2 separate regions of the Homo sapiens genome follow, and region 2 is linked to region 1. A link is an interaction called in ENCODE POLR2A ChIA-PET data of the cell type or tissue named here. Cell type or tissue: HepG2. All regions are shown on one strand. Each heading gives the region's core, and the rest is flanking DNA. Links, peaks and the distances in the headings are about the cores only.

Region 1 (10,556 bases), core at 3,553-7,552:
CGGCCTCCCAAAGTGCTGGGATTACAGGCATGAACCACCGCACCTGGCCGTGGTACATACTTTTAAAAAACCAGATCTCGTGAGAACTCTATCATGAGCATACCACCAAAGGGGGAAATCCGACCCCATGGCCCAATTATTTCCCATCAGTTCCCACCTCCCATGTTGGGGATTACCATTCAACATGACATTTGGGCAGGAACACAGATCCAAACTATATCATTCCTGTATGCCCAGCACTTTGGGAGGCCAAGGCAGGCGGATCACTTGAGCCCAGGAGTTCAAGACAACCTGGGCAACACAGGGAAACCCTGTCTCTACAAAAAATATAAAAATTAGCTGGGTGTGGTGGCACATGCCAGTAGTCCCAGCTACTCAGGAAGCTGAAGTAAGAGAATTGCTTCAGCCCAGAAGGCAGAGACAGAGGTTGCAGGGAGCCAAGATCATACCACTACACTCCAGCCTGGGTGACAGAACAAGATGCTGTCTTAAAAAAAAAAAAAAATTCATTCTCCATGGGAGGAGGTCAAAATATCAACATTAACAGAAGCTGGGAAGAAGTTGATCCCAACCCTCAAGGATGACTTTGAGGGATTCAAGAGTTCAGTGAAGGAAGTTACTGCAGATGTGAGGAAATAGAAACAGAACTAGAATTAGAAGTGGAGTGATTCAGATGTGACTGAATTGCTGTAATCTCATAATAAAACTTGAATAGATGAGGAGTTGCTTCATATGGACAAGCAAAGAAAGTGATTACTTGAGATAGACTCTATTCCTGGTGAACATGCTGTGAACATTGTGGAAATGTTAACAAAGCATTTAGAATATTACATAAACTAGCCAAGGGGTGGTGGCTTACACCTGTAATCCCAGCACTTTGGGAGGCTGAGGCAGGCAAATTGCTTGAGCCCAGGAGTTCGAGACAAGCCTAGGCAACATGGCAAAACTCCATCTCTACAAAATATATCAAAATTAGCCAGGTGTGGTGGTGCATGCCTGTCGTCCAAGCTACTCAGGAGGCTGAAGTGGGAGGATCACTTGAGCCCAGAAGGCAGAAGTTTCAGTGAGCCGAGATGGCGCCACTGCACTCCAACCTAGGTGACGGAGTGGGACTTTGTCTCAAAAAAAAGAGAATATTACATTAAAAAGTTTATTATGCTGGGCACGGTGGCTTTGGCACATGCCTGTAATCCCAGCACTTTGGCGGGCCAAGGCAGGCAGATCACTTGAGGTCAGGAGTTTGAGACCAGCCTGGCCAACATGGTGAAACCCTGTCTCTACTAAAAATATAAAATTTAGCCGGTGTGGTGGCACATAGCTATAATCCCAGCTACTCGGGAGGCTGACGCAGGAAAATTGCTTGAACTCGGGATGCAGAGGTTACAGTGAGCCAAGATCGTGCCATGGCACTCCAGTCTGGGTGACAGAGTGAAACTCCATCTCAAAAAAAAAAAAAAGATTATTACATAAACTTAGTTGGTAAAGCAGTAGGGTTTGAGAGGATTGACTCCAATTTTGAAAGAAGCTTGGGCTGGGCGCGGTGACTCATGCCTGTAATCCAGCACTTTGGGAGGCCAAGGCAGGTAGATAACCTGAGGTCAGAAGTTCAAGAACAGACTGGTCAACATGGTGAAACCCTGTCTCTACTAAATATACAAAAATTAGCTGGATGTAGTGGTGGGTGCCTGTAATCCCAGCTACTCATGAGGCTGAGGCAGGAAAATTGCTTGAACCCGGGAGGCAGAGGTTGCAGTGAGCCGAGATCGAGCCATTGCACTCCAGCCTGGGCAACAAGAGCGAAACCACTGGTCTGATAAGTCAGCAGCCATCAACATCGAGCAAGACCCTCCACCAGCAAAAAGATTAAAGGCTCAGATGATTGTTAGCACTATTTAGCAACAAAGTATTTTTAAATTAAGGTATAGTTTTAAAAGACATAATGCTATTACACAATTAAACTATTGCACACTTAATAGACTACAATAACATAGCTTTTATATGGACTAAGAAACAAAAATCATGTGACTCACTTTATTGCTTTATTATGATTGTCTGGAATGGAATCCACGATATCTCTGAGGTATACCTATAGTTGCAAACCTCAAAACAAAGTTAGCACATCCAGGGTTTCCCAGATGCATTTGAACATGAAATTGTTTTTTTCCATAACACATTCTATGAGACTAATATCTTCCCTAGAAAAAGCTGGTCTGGAGCAATGGTCTTCAGACTGTTCCTCAAAGCTCTAGGGTCCCAGATAGTGGCTCAGTGTTACATGAGGGATGAGAATAAGGCCAACTGGATCCCTAGTTCTTCCACACAACACCTCCACTTTAATCTGTTTTATGAAGGGGTTCCACCTAAGGATATATGTGTATGTATATATGTACATATACATACATGTTACATATCTTACCTATTTTCTATGTATACTATTAGCTGAAAATAGGTCTATATTGGAAAAAAGGGTTTGGTTGCTTTTAAAACTGTTTTTGAAAGCTACCAGCCTAGGCTCTAAAGGACCTCTCAGGTTCCAAGCTACAAGGGCTTGCTAACCTTACCCAAAGTTCATTGCTTTTGCTGCTGATGTCTTTCCAGACTGTCAAAGGGCTGTCCACCTGTTCTGATTTTCCAAGTGGTGTTGTGGAGGGGGCTCAAAAAGGGATCACTGACAGTAGCTCAACACAGATCAGGCGGCTTAGTCCACAGGCACTTGCCATCTTTGGAATCACAGGCTGAAAATAGACCATTACATGCCACAAAGTCTTAAATTGCTTCCAACCAGGCAGTGTAGTGAAGGGATTAAGAGCATGGATTCCACAGCCAGACTCCCTGGCTTCAACTCTTGGCTCTGCTGCTAACTAGCTGTGGCCTTGGGCAAGTTTCTTAACACCCTCGTGTCTTAGTTTCCTCATCTTTAAAATGGAAGTGAAGATAATAATGTTTGTTAAATAAAACCAATGTGTCTGGGCGCGGTGGCTCACACATGTAATCCCAGCACTTTGGCAGGCCGAGGAGGGCGGATCACTTGAGGTCAGAGCTTCGAGACTAGCCTGGCCAACATGGTGAAACCTCGTCTCTACTAAAAATACAAAAATTAGCCAGGTGTGGTGGCAGATGCCTGTAATCCCAGCTATTTGGGGGGCTGAGGCAGGAGAATCGAACCCAAGAGACAAGAGGCTGCAGTGAGCTGAGATTGGGCCACTGCACTACAGCCTGGATGACAGAGTGGGACTCCATTTCAAAACAGCAACAAATACACAAAAAGGCCGGGCATGGTGGCTCGTGCCTGTAATCCCTGCACTTTGGGAGGCCGAGGCAGGTGGATCACCTGGGGTCAGGAGTTCACAACCAGCCTGACCAACATGATGAAACCCTGTCTCTACTCAAAATACAAAAAATTAGCTAGGCGTGGTGGCACGCACCTATAATCCCAGCCACTTAGGAGGCTGAGGCAGGAGAATCGCTTGAACCTAGGAAGCAGAGGTTGCAGTGAGCTGAGATCACACCACTGCACTCCAGCCTGGGCAACAAGAGCAAAACTCCGTCTCAAACACACACACACACACACACACACACACACACACACACAAACCATGTGACAATGGCTCTTTTCTTTCTACATGAACTTATGAGTGGCAAGGCCCAACTCTGGGCATTTTGATTCTTTTAGTGTTGAATATTCTATTGCTGCTCTCAAGGTGAGGCCTCCCACGACCCTGAAGATCCTGGAGTCATAGGGCCTTACTCCTGGTCCTCCAAAATGGGGAGTTGATTAGCAGAATTGGGATTCCTTGGATCAGTAACATTTCAAAAGCAATTTTGAGGATTTACATAGGATGGCCATCTGTTAACTCTGGCATTCAGCACATCAAAATAAACTGCCATCTACTGTCAGCACTAATTCATGAAAGGTAATTTTTTTGTTTGTTTGTTTTTTGAGATGCAGTCTAGCTCTGTTGCCCAGGCTGGAGTGCAGTGGCACCATCTCAGCTCACTGCCATCTCTGTCTCCCGGGTTCAAGCGATTCTCCTGTTTCAGCCTCCCAAGTAGCTGGGATTATAGGCGCCTGCCACCATGCCCAGGTAATTTTTGTATTTTTAGTAGAGACGGGGTTTCGCCATGTTGGCCAGGCTGGTCTTGAACTCCTGACCTCAGGTGATCCACCCGCCTCAGCCTCCCAAAGTGCTGGGATTACAGGAGTGAGCCACCGTGCCCATCCAAAAGGTAATTTTAATACCAAAAAAGTAGAAAGAACATAATCTCAGAATAAGACAGGAGTTTAATCACATTTAGCTTAGTAAAAGATAATTTCCTGATTTTTTTTTTTTTCTATTTCATCTTGAGCCAGTGGCCAAGGGCCAACCCCTATCTGTGACTCAGCATTTGGCCAACACTACTGGGCCCTTCTGAGTATTCCTGGACACACTGGGCATTATAACTAAATGCCTCCCTGAATGACCAAGCCTCAAAGCTGGTCTGAGCATCACACTTTGCAAAAGTGAGGGTTTTGCTCATGATCCCAGAGAGTGCAACTGTGCTCAGAGGTGGCTGACCACAGGGCATCAGGAAGAGGTATTTATTTATTTATTTATGACACGGAGTCTCGCTCTGTCACCCAGGCTGGAGTGCAGTGGCGCAATCTCGGCTCACTGCAAGCTCCGCCTCCCGGGTTCCCGCCATTCTCCTGCCTCAGCCTCCCGAGTAGCTGGGACTACAGGCGCCTGCCACCATGCCCGGCTAATTTTTTTTTTTTTTTTTTTTTTGTATTTTTAGTAGAGACAGGGCTTCACCATGTTAGCCAGGATGGTCTCTATCTCCTGACCTCGTGATCCGCCCGCCTCGGCCTCCCAAAGTGCTGGGATTACAGGCGTGAGCCACTGCGCCCGGCCAGGAAGAGGTATTTTAGTCATTCCCTGTAGCATTTAATGGGACCACTTAGAACCTTGACTCCAAGTCCAAGAAGCCAAGAAGGACTCTGAGCTACCTGGGTGTGAAGAGTTTTTCTGCCCCCAACAGAGAGTCAGGATATAGGGACTCTATGCTGACCCTTCGTGTTAATGCACTGTGACTTTTGGCAAGGCCCTTAACCATTCAGACTTGGTTTGCTTATCCACAAAGTAGAGGCAGTAATATCTGCTCTGCATTTCTCAAGATTATGCGGAGACTCAAGTAATGGCTGTGAATGTGGTTTTAAAGCACAGTACAGTGATAAGGGAATGAATATTTGTAAATCTCAGCCCCTACCCTGTTCTAGTCAGGGCCCCAGGTGCCCCCACTACGATTATAGCAAGGGGCCAGGCACAATGGCTCACGCCTGTAATCCCAGCACTTTGGGAGGCCAAGGTGGGAGGATCACTTGAGGCCAGGATTTCCAGCTAGCCTGGGCAACATAGTGAGACCCCCATTGGTACAAACATTAAAAAAAGAAAAAAGATTAGCCAGGCGTGGTAGCACGTATATGTAGGTCTAGCTGCTCAGGAGGCTGAAGGAGGAGTTCAAGGTTTCAGTGAGCTATGATTGCACCACTGTATTCCAGCCTGGGCGACAGAGCAGGACTCTGTCCCTTGGGGAAAAAAAAAAGGATTATACCGATTACCAAGGACTCTTTCCTCCTCCCTTTCCTTTAACCATAATACAGAACTCCAGGGTATCTAGACTCCCAGGCCTTGGGTTAGAGCTGTAGAGTAGGGAAGAACCATTGTTTTCTCTTTCTCAGAGCACTGGTCCCCAGGTTTCTCCTGGATGAAGTGAGCTGCTAAATTTAAACACTCAGGAATCCACAAATACTCTTGGAATTCCAGCTTAGTGAGCTTGTTCAATAATGCTTCCTGTTAAACTAACAAAGGGTGATAGCAGAAGAATGCCCAGAGACATTCCATTCCCCTGCGTCCACGGAATTCTGCAGCTCAACTTTCTAGTGTGTTACATTAGAAAGAAACTTTAGATTGGTGTTTCTCAATTCTGGCTGAACATTAGAATCACCAGGGGAGCCTCTGCAAAATGCCCATGCCCAAGTTGTACCTCACACCAATTAAGTCAGAATTTTTAGCAGAGGGACCCAGATATTAGCTTTTTTTTTTTTTTTTTTTTGAGACAGAGTCTTGCTCTGTCACCCAGGCTGGAGTACAGAGGCACGATTTCTGCTCACTGCAACCTCCACCTCTGGGTTCAACCAATTCCCCTGCCTCAGCCTCCCAAGTAGCTGGGACTACAGGCGCCCACCACCATACTCGGATAATTTTTTGTATTTTTCGTAGTTTTTGTATTTTTGTATTTTCGTTTCACTATATTGGTCAGGCTGGTCTCAAACTCCTGACTTTGTGATCCGCTTGCCTTGTCCTCCCAAAGTGCTGGGATTATAGTCATGAGCCACCACACCAAGCTAATTTTTGTATTTTTAGTAGAGACGGGGTTTCACCATTGTTGACCAGGATGGTCTCGATCTGTTGACCTCATAATCCACCTGCCTCAACCTCCCAAAGTGCTGGGATTACAGGTGAGAGCCACCGCGTCTGGCCAATATTAGCATTCTTAAAGCTCCCCAGGTGATTACAAAGTGTAGCCTACTTTGGGAATCACGACTCTAGGTGATCCAGGGAGAAGGAAAAACAGGCCTTAGGAACTTAAGATTTTTGTCTAAAGTCATACAGCTGATTAGAGTTTGAGATCTCAATTCAACAAGCTGATGGAAGCAATGGCTAATTTTTGTTGGGCATTTTACTCTGATCCAGAGTAAGCACTAAGCACTTTACAAACACAATCTTAATTAATTTTCACAATGATCCTATGAGAAAACTGAGGCCCAGAGAGTTTGACTAGTTTGCTGAATGTCAAAGCAACTAAATAGTGGCAGAGATCGAGTTCAATTGTTTGAGCAGCATGCAGATGACAAGATAGGAATAGTAACCCTGCCCTTAAGGAATGTAGAGTCTAGTGGGAGGGACAGGAAGCCGGTGAGCCAACAATTAAAACACAATCTGATAAGGGTTACCATAAAATTAAAGGTTGGCTGGGTGTAAACCCAACACTTTGGGAGGCCGAGGCAGGTGGATCACAAAGTCAGGAGTTCAAGACCAGCCTGGCCAAGATGGTGAAACCCCATCTCTACTAAAAATACAAAAATTAGCCAGGCATGGTGGCGGGTAGCTGTAATCCCAGCCACTCGGGAGGCTGAGGCAGAGAATTGTTTGAACCCGGGAGGCGGAGGTTGCAGTGAGCCAACATTGCACCACTGCACTCCAGCTTGGGCGACAGAGCAAGACTCTGTCTCAAAAATAAATAAATAAATTAAATTAAATTAAATTAAATTAAAGGTTACCAAGGAAGGCACTTAACTTGTGGAACAGCCAAAGAAGCCTCCCAGAGGAGGAAGTACTTGAAGGAAGCTTTAAAGGTTGAGTGGAACTTAGTTTAGTGAACAGCAAGGTAGGGAGGAAGTGGGCCTAGCAAGTGGAAAGGTGACTTCGGAGAGCAAGGTGAATGCTTGCAGCTGTGCAGGAAATTCAGAATGACAACGGATTACCTTGTTAGTGAGAGATGAGACTGAGGAAGTATGGAGACCAGGTCGTTCAGGTTAAGAAGTTTAAAAGAAAGAAGCATTCCAGGATTACAAAGAGGACAGTGAAAGGATCAACTATATACAAGTGTGTATTTAAAAGATTATTGGAGGTTGGGCATGGTGACTCATGCCTATTGCGGCCAGCACTTTGGGAGGTTGAGACAGGCAGATCGCTTGAGCTTGGGAGTTCAAAAAAAAGGGGCAACATGATGAAATCCCATCTCTACAAAAAGTACAAAAATTAGCTGGGTGTTGTGGCATGCCCCTGTAGTCCTAGCTACTAGGGAGGCTGAGGTGGGAGGATCACCTGAGCCTGGGGAGGTGGAGCTGCAGTGAGCCATGATCGTGCCACTGCACTCCAGCCTGGGCAACAGAGTGAGACCCTGTCTCAAAAAAATAAAATAAAATAAAAAGAAAGATTGATTACTGGAGGATATGACACCAAAAACATAGGTAACAACAGAAAAAAACAGGCAAAATAGGCTATATAAAAACTTAAGGACTTTTGGACATCAAAGTATACTATCAACAGAATAAAAGGGCAACTCACATAATGGGAGAAAATATTTGCAAATCATATATCTGATAAGGGCTAATATCCAGAATACATAGAGGACCCCTACAAAAATAAAAAAAAAACCGAACAGCCCAATTTAAAAATGGGCAATGTCGGCCAGGTGCGGTGCCTCACACCTATGATCCCAGCACTTTGGGAGGCTGGGGCAGGTGAATCACCTGAGCTCAGGAGTTCTAGACCAGCCTGGCCAACACGGCGAAAACCCATCTCTACTAAAAATACAAAAATTAGACAGGCGTGGTGGCGCATGCCTGTAGTCCCAGCTACTCAGGAAGCTGAGGCAGCAGAATAGCTTGAACATGGGAGGCAGAGGTTGCAGTGAGCTGAGATCGCACCAGTGCACTCCAGTCTGGGTGACAGAGCAAGACTCCATCTCAAAAAAAAAAAAAAATTGCCAAAGTCCTTAGTTTAGACATTTCTCCAAATAAGATATACAAATGGCCAATAAGCACATGAAAAGATGTTCAACATCAGTAATCATTAGGGAAATGCAAATGAAAACCACAAGATACAGTGTCGCCTCACATGCAGTATGATGGCTATTTTAAAGACAAACAACAACAAAAAAAAACAAAATAACAAGTGTTGATAAGGATGTAGAGGAACTGGATCCCTGCATAGTGCTGGTGGGAATGTAAAGCGGTACAAACCACTGTGTATGGTGGCTCCTCAAAAAATTAAAAATAAAATTGCCATATGATCCAGCAATTCCACTTCTGGACACATCCCAAAAAGAAAGCAGGGTCTTGGCCTGGCATGGTGGCTCACGCCTGTAATTCCAATACTTTGGGAGGCTGAGGCAGGTGGATCATCTGAGATCAGGAGTTCGAGACCAGCCTGACCAACATGGTGAAATCCTGTCTCTACTAAAAATACAAAAAAAAAAAAAAAATTAGCCAGCTGTGGTGGTGCATGCCTGTAGTCCCAGCTACTTGGGGGGCTGAGGCAGGAGAAACACTTGGATCCAGGAGGTGGAGGTTGCAGTGAGCCAAGATTGCACCACTGCACTCCAGCCTGGGCAACAGAGCAAGACTCTGTCTCAAAAACAAAAACAAAAACAAAAACAAAAAAAAACAAAGAAAGCAGGGTCTTGAAGAGACACTGTATACTTATGTTCCTAACAGCATTATTCATGATAGCCAAAAGGTAGAAGCAACTCAAGTGCCCATCAGCAGATGAATGGATAAACAAAATTTGACATATACATACACACCCAAACCGCTGGATTATTCAGCCTTAAAAAGGAAGGATATTCTAAACCTTGAAGACATTATGCTAAGTGAAATAACCCAGTAACAAAAGGATGCATCCTGTATAGCTCTGCTTACATGAGGTACCTAGAGCAGTCAAATGTATGGAGATAGAAAGCAGATGATGGAGCTGGGTGCAGTTGCTCACACCTGTAATCCCAGCACTTTGGGAGGCTGAGGCAGGCAGATCACCTAAGGTCAGGAATTCGAGAGTAGCCTGGCCAACATGGTGAAACCCCATCTCTACTAAAATACAAAAAAAACTAGCTGGGAGTGGTGGTGGGTGCCTGTAATGCCAGCTACTTGGGAAACTGAGGCAGGAGAATTGTTTGAACCCTGGAGGCGGAGGTTACAGTGAGCCAAGACTGCACCACTGCACTCCAGCCTGGGCAAGAAGAATGAAACTCCATCTCAAAAACAAACAACAACAAAAAGAAAGTAGATGACAGCAGTTGCCAGGGGCTGGGGGAGGAGGAATGGAGACTTTCTGAAGCTCTGATAGAGCTTCAGTTTGTGAAGATGAAAGGGATCTGTAGAGGCCGGGTGCAGTGGCTCACGCCTGTAATCCCAGCACTTTGGGAGGCCGAGGCGGGCAGATCATGAGGTCAGGAGATCAAGACCATCCTGGCTAACATGGTGAAACCCCATCTCTACTAAAAATTAACAAATTAGCCAGGCGTGGTGGCGGGCACCTGTTGTCCCAGCTACTTGAGAGGCGGAGGCAGGAGAATGGCGTGAACCTGGGAGGTGGAGCTTGCAGTGAGCCGAGATTGCGCTACGCACTCCAGCCTGGGTGACAGAGCAAGACTCCATCTCAAAAAAAAAAAAAAAAAGGATCTGTAGATAGATGGTGATAATGGTTGCACAACAATGTGAACTGAAGTGTACACTTTAAAATGATTAAATAATAAATTTTGTTATGTCTATTTTACCGCAATAAAAAAATGGTCAGCTGGGCATGGTGGCTCACACCTGTAATCCCAACACTTTGAGAGGCCAAGGTGGGAGGATCACTTGAGTCCAGGAATTAGAGACCAGCCTGGGCAACATAGCAAGACCCCATCTCTACAAAAAAGTGAAAAAACAAAACAAAACATAATCCTTGGAGAAAAATAATTGGCAAGAGTGTTAACAGATTTAGAGAAGTAAAAGACTCAATAGAGGCACA
Region 2 (7,094 bases), core at 3,095-7,094, 380 kb before region 1:
TATTCAGAAGTGAAGGGGCAGATCCTGATTGTTTGGTTTGCAAAAGGGGGTTCACTGAGGTGAGTTGTCATAAATTGATTGAACAGATTTCTTTTTCTGTTTCTTTTCTTTTTTTTTTTTTTGAGACAGGGTCTGGTTCTGTCACTTAGTCTGAGCGCAGTGGTGCAATCACGGCTCACTTCAGCCTCGACTTCCTGGGTTCAGGTGATCCTCCCACCTCAGCCTCCCAAGTAGCTGGGACTACAGGCGCACATCTTCACGCTCAGCTAATGTTTGAATTTTTCATAGGGATGGGGTTTCACCATGATCCCCAGGCTGGTCTTGAATTCCTGAGCTCAAGTGATCCTCCCTACTTGGCCTCCCAAAGTGCTGGGATTACCAGTGTGAGCCACTGCGCCCAGCTGAACAGATTTCAAATGAGTTCTGGTAATATATTAGTTTTCTACTACCACATTACCATGAATATTACCAGAAACTTTGTGGCTTAAAACAACACACATGTATTATCTTACAGTCTTGGTGGGTTAGGAACCTAAGTATAGCTTCTCTGGGCCATCTACTTAGTGTCTCACAGGCTGCAGTAAAGGTGTGGGCCAGGGTTGGGTTCCATCTGGAGGCTCTACTGGGGAAGAATCTGCTTCCTATGTGCCTGGTTGTTAGCAGGATTGAGTTCCTTTTGATTGTTGGACTGAGAGCTTTTTTTTTTTTTTTCCGCTGGCTGTCAGCTGGAGGCCCAGAGGTAGGTGACTAGATGGTACTTGCAGTTCCTTGTCACGTGGAGTTCTCCAACGTGGCCACTCGCTTACTCACAGCCGGCAAGAGAGAGAGGCTCTGGCAAGAGAGAGGCTCCAGCAAGATGAGGGGAATGGTGATGTAACATGTAATCTTATGTAACATCATCATGTGTTTCCTATCACCTGTGCATACACTATCGATTAGAAGCAAATCAAAGATCATGTCCACAAGGAAGAGAAGAGGATCACACAAGAGCAAGAACACCAGGAGGTGGGGTCAAAGGCTACCCTGAGCGGCCAGTCTGTCCACCACAGGTAGCTACGTGTTACCATGGCTATAGAACATTCCATCTTTTCCTAAGTTTGTGGATGTGGAGCAACTGGAGTGGCATACACTGCTATCGGAAATGTAAAGTGTTAAACCACTTTGGAAAATGGTTTGGCAGTTTCTTGAAAACTGAAACACTTACCATATGATCCAGCCATTCCACTACTAGATAGTTACCCAAGAGAAATGAAAACAACCCACATAAAGACTTGTGTACAAATGTTCATAGCAGAATATTCATAATATTCCAAAAGTGGAGGCCAGGTGTGATGGGCTTATGCCTGTAATCCCAGAACTTTGGGAGGGCAAGGCAGGAAAATCACTTGAGCCCAGGCAACATAGGGAGACCCTGTCTTTACAGAAAAAATTGTAAAAATTAGCCAGGCATGGTGGCATGAACCTGTAGTTCCAGCTATTCCGGAGGTTGAGGTGGGAGGATTGCTTGAGCCTGGGAGCTTGAGCTGTGGTTATGCCATACACTCCAGCCTGGATGACAGAGGAGTGACTCTGTCTCAAAAACAACGACAAAAACCAAAACCAAAAAACAACAAAACAAAACAAAAACCCAAAAGTGGAAACAACCCAAGTGTCCATCAACAAGAGAGTGAATAAACACAGTGAGAACTATCCATGCAGTGGAATATTTCTCAGCAATAAAAATGAACAGGCTAGTTATATGCACAACAACATGTCAAATCATCATGCTGCAAGAATGAAGCCAGACAAAAAAAGACCCCCCTCCCCTCAAAAAAGCCTGTATGATGCTATTTATTTGCCATTCTAGAAATGCAAATTAATCTATAGTTCCCAAAAGCAGGGCAGTGGTTGCCCGGGTGAGACAGAGAAGGAGAGATGGACTTTAAAGGGCACTTGGAAACTTCTGAGGGTGATGAAATGTTTTGCATCTTTTTTTTTTTTTTTTTAATTGAGACAAGGGGCCGGGCGTGGTGGCTCATGTCTGTAATCCCAGCACTTTGGGAGGCCAAGGTGGGCCGATCATGAGGTCAGGAGTTCAAGACCAGCCTGGCCAACATGGTGAAACCCCACCTCTACTAAAAATACAAAAATTAGCCGGGCGCGATGGTGCGTACCTGTAGTCCCAGCTACTTGGGAGGCTGAGGCAGGAGAATCGCTTGAACCCGGGAGGCGGAGGTTGCAGTGAGCCAAGATCACACCCGTGTACTCCAGCCTGGGTGACAGGGCAAGACTCCGTCTCAAAATAAAGTAAATAAATAATAAAAATAAATAAATAAAATGAGACAAGTTATCGCTATGTTGCCCAGGCTGCTGATATTGAACTCCTGGCCTCAAGCAATCTTTCTGCCTCGGCCTCCCAAAGTGCTGGGAATACAGGCATGAGCTACTGCTCCCACCCTGTTCTGTATCTTAATAGTGGTGGTGGTTCACAGATGTATACGTCTGTCACACTCATCAAATCGTACACTTTAAAGAATGTGGTTATTGTGCAGGCCGGGCGTGGTGGCTCAACGCCTGTAATCCCAGCACTTTGGGAGGCCAAGGCAGGTGGATCACCTGAGGTCAGGAGTTCAAGACCAGCCTAGCCAACATGGTGAAACCCATCTCTACTAAAAATACAAAAATTAGCCAGGCGTGATAGTGGGCACCTGTAATCCCAGCTACTCGGGAGGCTGAGGCAGGAGAATCGCTTGAACCAGGGAGGCAAAGGTTGCAGTGAGCCAAGATCGTGCCACTGCACTCCAGCCTGGGTGACAAAGCAAGACTCCATCTCAAAAAATAATGTTGTTATTGTACATAAATTATAACATAAATTCATGCACATAAACTCAATAAAGTTTATTAAGGACAAAAAGTAAACAGTAAATGAGATTCAACGGAGACATATGAATCTAGACACTTGGAAGAGGAAGTAATGTTGATATTGAATACAGGTAATTTTGAACAAAATTTTCAATACAATAACATTCTCACATCTTTTATTAACTAAAAAAGAAATGGAGCTACTTGAAATATTTTATTTTTTTTTTGAGACAGAGTCTCACTCTGTCGCCTAGGCTGGAATACAGTGGCATGATCTCGGCTCACTGCAACCTCTGCCTCCCGGGTTCAAGAAATTCTCCTGCCTCAGCCTCCAGAGTAGCTGGGACTACAGGTGCCCACCACCACGCCCGGCTAATTTTTGTATTTTTAGTAGAGACGGGGTTCCACCATGTTGGGCAGGCTGGTCTCGAACTCCTGACCTCAGGTGATCCTCCCGCCTCAACTTCCCAAAGTGCTGGGATTACAGGCGTGAGCCACGGCACCTGGCCTACTTGAAATATTTTACATATTAATTCACTTACAAGGTGGTTACCATCAGTTTGGTATTAATACAATAAAGAGGTTATCAATAAAAATTACTAGTGATGTTGAGCATTTTTCACATTTATCAGCCAGTTGATTTTTTTTTTTGAATTGCCTACTTGTGCCTTTTGCCAATTTTTCTATTAGATTGTTTTTCCTTCTTCATTTGTTTACAGGCCTATCTGCCTCATCAGCCTGGGAGTTCCACAGAGACAAGAACTGTATTTCATTTCTTTCTCTATCCCCAGCCTAGTACAGTGTCTGGTATTTAGTTCATGAAATGTTTGTTAAAATTGAATGGAATGAGGCCAGGTGCAGTGGCTCACGCCTGTAATCCCACCATTTTGGAAGGCCAAGGCTGGTGGATCATTAGATGTCAGGAATTTGAGACCAGCCTGGCCAACATGGTGAAACCCTATCTCTACTAAAAATACAAAAATTAGCCGGGCCTGGTGGCAAGCACCTGTAATCCCAGCTACTTGGGAGGCTGAGGCAGGAGAATCACTTGAACTCAGGAGGCGGATGTTGCAGTGAGCTGAGATCGAGCCACTGCACTCCAGCCTGGGCAACAAAGCGAGACTCCATCTCAAAAAAAAAATAAAATAAAATAAAATTAAATAAAATGAGACAAGTTATCGCTATGTTGCCCAGGCTGCTGATACTGAACTCCTGGCCTTGAGTGACCCTTCTGCCTCGGCCTCCCAAAGTGCTGGGACTACAGGTGTGTCACCATATGGATAGGTTGGCCTTGAACTCCTGACCTCAAGTGATCCACCTTGGCCTTTCAAAGTGTTGGGATTACAGGCGTGAGCCACCACGCCTGGCCCCTTGTCTCAATTAATCAAAAAAAGGCCTAGGCAACAGAACAAGACTCTGGGGAAAAAAAAATATATATGTATATATATATGTGTATATATATGTATATATATGTATATATGTGTATATATGTGTATATATATGTGTATATATATATATGTGTATATATATATGAATGGAATGATATTCTCATAACCCCTTGGAAACATTATTACTTCTGTTTAACAGATGAGGAATATAAGACAGAAGCTGAGTAATTTGCAGCCACACACTGCTAAATGGTAGCATTGGGACTGTAATCCGGGCCTTCTGATTCTTTTTAATTATTTGTATTAATTTTAATTTTATTTTATTTTTAAAGAGATGGAGTTTCGCTATGTTGCCCAGGGTGGTCTGGAACTCTCAGGCTCAGGTGATCCTCCTGCCTGGGTCTCCCAAAGGGCTGGGATTTCAGGCGTGCGCCGCCATGCCCTGCCGCAGGCTTTCCGATTCTGAACCATAGAGTCAATGAAACTGTCCTCCATCCCCTCCAGAGATGTTTGCCTGGACCCTGTTTTCCTCAGGATATCAATGAATAGTTCATGAGTTTAGTGAGCAAAGGTCAACCTCCATCAGGCGCATGCGTCCCTTCCTTTTCCCATGGAGGAAGAGACGCCTCTTTTCCTTCCGCTTTGCTTGTCTTTTGGCCCCGGCGACTCACCATCGTCAGTGCGCAACCGTTCGCTAACTGAAATGATGGCGACTGGAACGCCAGAGTCTCAAGCGCGGTTCGGTCAGTCCGTGAAGGGGCTTCTCACGGAGAAGGTGACCACCTGTGGTACTGACGTAATCGCGCTCACCAAGCAGGTGCTGAAAGGCTCCCGGAGCTCCGAGGTGAGCTGGAAGTGGACTCTCCCGGCCTGATAGTCCGGGGAGTCGCAGTCTTTCGTTGCTGTGGGAAGGAGGTCGCGTTGCATCTTGGGAATTGTAGGCTGTGAAGTACTTGCTATGAGTAGGTCTTCTTCGCGGAGGCGCGTGTTGCATTCTGGGGTGTGCAGTCTCTTTGGTTAGGGACAGTGTGTGAGGGTTGGGGGAAGAAGCGATGCCATGGGAACCTGTGCTTTAAAACAGCTCTTTGGGAGGCCGAGGCGGGCGGATCACCTGAGGTCGGGAGTTCGAAACTAGCCTGACAATCATGGAGAAACCCCCGTCTCTACTAAAAAATAATAATTAAAAAAATATATAGCCGAGCGTGGTGGCACATGCCTGTAATCCCAGTTACTTGGGAGGCTGAGGCAGGAGAATTGCTTGAACCTGGGAGGCGAATTATATATATAAGTATTATATATTACGTATTATATAATATATATACGTATATATTATATATAATGTGTATGTATATATTACATATATAATATACATATATATTATATATAATATATGTAATATATATTATATATATTTTCAACTAGAGGTGTTTATAGTTAACCACCTGTAAATATTCAACATATTCATCATAATAAACGTACATTTATTTAGCATTTTATATATGCTAGACACTGTTGTCTTTTATGGAGTTTAATTCATGAAGTCTTTAGAATGACTAATTGAAGGAAGTACTTTTCCTTTTTTTTTTTTTTTTTTGAGACGGAGTCTAGCTCTGTCGCCAGGCTGGAGTGTAGTGGTGTGATCTTGGCTCACTGCAACTTCCGCCTCCTGGGTTCAAGTGATTCTCCCGCCTCAGCCTCCTGAGTAGCTGGGATTACAGGCACGCACCACCACACCTGGCTATTTTTGTATTCTTAGTAGAGATGAGGTTTCACCATGTTGGCCAGGCTGGTCTCGAACTCTTGACCTCATGATCTGCCTGCATCAGCCTTCCAAAGTGCTGGGATTACAGGCGTGAGCCACCGCTCCTGGCAGCATTGCTTCTTGAGCAGTCTCCACATAGCTATTTTGTTTGATTAGCTGAGAATTTCATGTGTAAAAAACTCATTCCACAGTATTCATTTAACAAATACTTATTGGGTGTCTGCTATGTGCCAGGAACTGCTCTAGGTACACGGAATAAACAAAACTAAATCCCTCTACTTGGGAAGTTTACATTTTAGTGAAGAGACAGACGATAAACAAGTGAAACAGAAAAAAATCAGGTGGTGGTAAATCCTGTGAAGCAAAATTAATCTGGGAATAGAGAGTGATGAAAGGGTTAATCTTTGTTTGTTTGTTTGTTTTGAGACAGAGGAGGAGTCCCACTAGCTCTGTCACCCAGGCTAAAGTGCAGTGGCCCGATCTCGGGCTCACTGCAACCTCTGCCTCCTGGGTTCAAGCGATTCTCCTGCCTCAGCCTCCTGAGTAGCTGGGATTATAGGCGCCTGCCACCACACCCAGCTAATTTTTGTGTTTTTAGTAGAGATGGGGTTTCACCATGTTGGCCAGGCTGGTCTCAAACTCCTGACCTCAAGTGATCCTTCCCGCTTTGGCCCCCTAAAGTGCTGGGATTACAGGCATGAGCCACCACACCCGGTCGAAAGGGTTAATCTTAAACAGATGATCAGGGAAGGGGTCTCTGGGGAGAGAGCCTGTGAGGAGAAACACACTGACATTTGCCCACAGCATAATGAGTGGTTATGACTCATAGGCTTGTCTCTTGCATGCCTGCGCTTCTCCTCCTCCATTTGAGTTGTGTGCTTAGTGAGGGTCCATTGTGTTTTTTTCTAAACATCATGTGTCTGTGGGCTGGGCGCAGTGGCTCATGCCTGTAATCCTAACACTTTGGGAGGCCGAGGCAGGATTGCTTAAGCCCAGGGGTTCGAGACCAGCCTGGGCCACATAGTGATATCTTGTCTCTGTAAAAAAAGGAAAAAAAAAAAGAATGAAAACAATTTTTTAAATGTGTGTATGGCACTTATGCT

The links. Peaks named below come from ENCODE experiments on the same cell type or tissue, not always from the same donor. Only the 100,000 strongest peaks of a DNase experiment are listed, where the experiment ranks them.
Region 2: POLR2A ChIA-PET joins it to region 1 with 5 read pairs; 2 of 35 experiments call an interaction of 5 or more read pairs at or near these places.

The regions. Positions count from the first base shown.
Region 1 is chr10:103,225,547-103,236,102 of GRCh38, forward strand. No RefSeq gene overlaps it. Among named protein-coding and RNA genes, the nearest start is that of RPEL1, 15 kb to the right of the region's middle. RefSeq lists enhancers at 5,292-6,289, 6,290-7,287. In HepG2, for the core only: no CTCF peak of the experiment used is centred there; DNase peaks (open chromatin) are centred at 5,845 and 6,915; H3K4me3 peaks cover 220 bases.
Region 2 is chr10:102,849,355-102,856,448 of GRCh38, forward strand. It overlaps BORCS7 (BLOC-1 related complex subunit 7), which reads left to right and starts at 4,905. Exons shown (of 5, transcript NM_001136200.2): 1 at 4,905-5,073. The coding sequence starts at 4,933. BORCS7-ASMT (BORCS7-ASMT readthrough (NMD candidate)) reads left to right here and starts at 4,856. Exons shown (of 15, transcript NR_037644.1): 1 at 4,856-5,073. RefSeq lists enhancers at 4,425-4,938, 4,921-4,980, 4,939-5,451, 5,051-5,240, 6,248-7,094. In HepG2, for the core only: no CTCF peak of the experiment used is centred there; DNase peaks (open chromatin) are centred at 4,817, 5,197 and 6,847; H3K4me3 peaks cover 1,797 bases.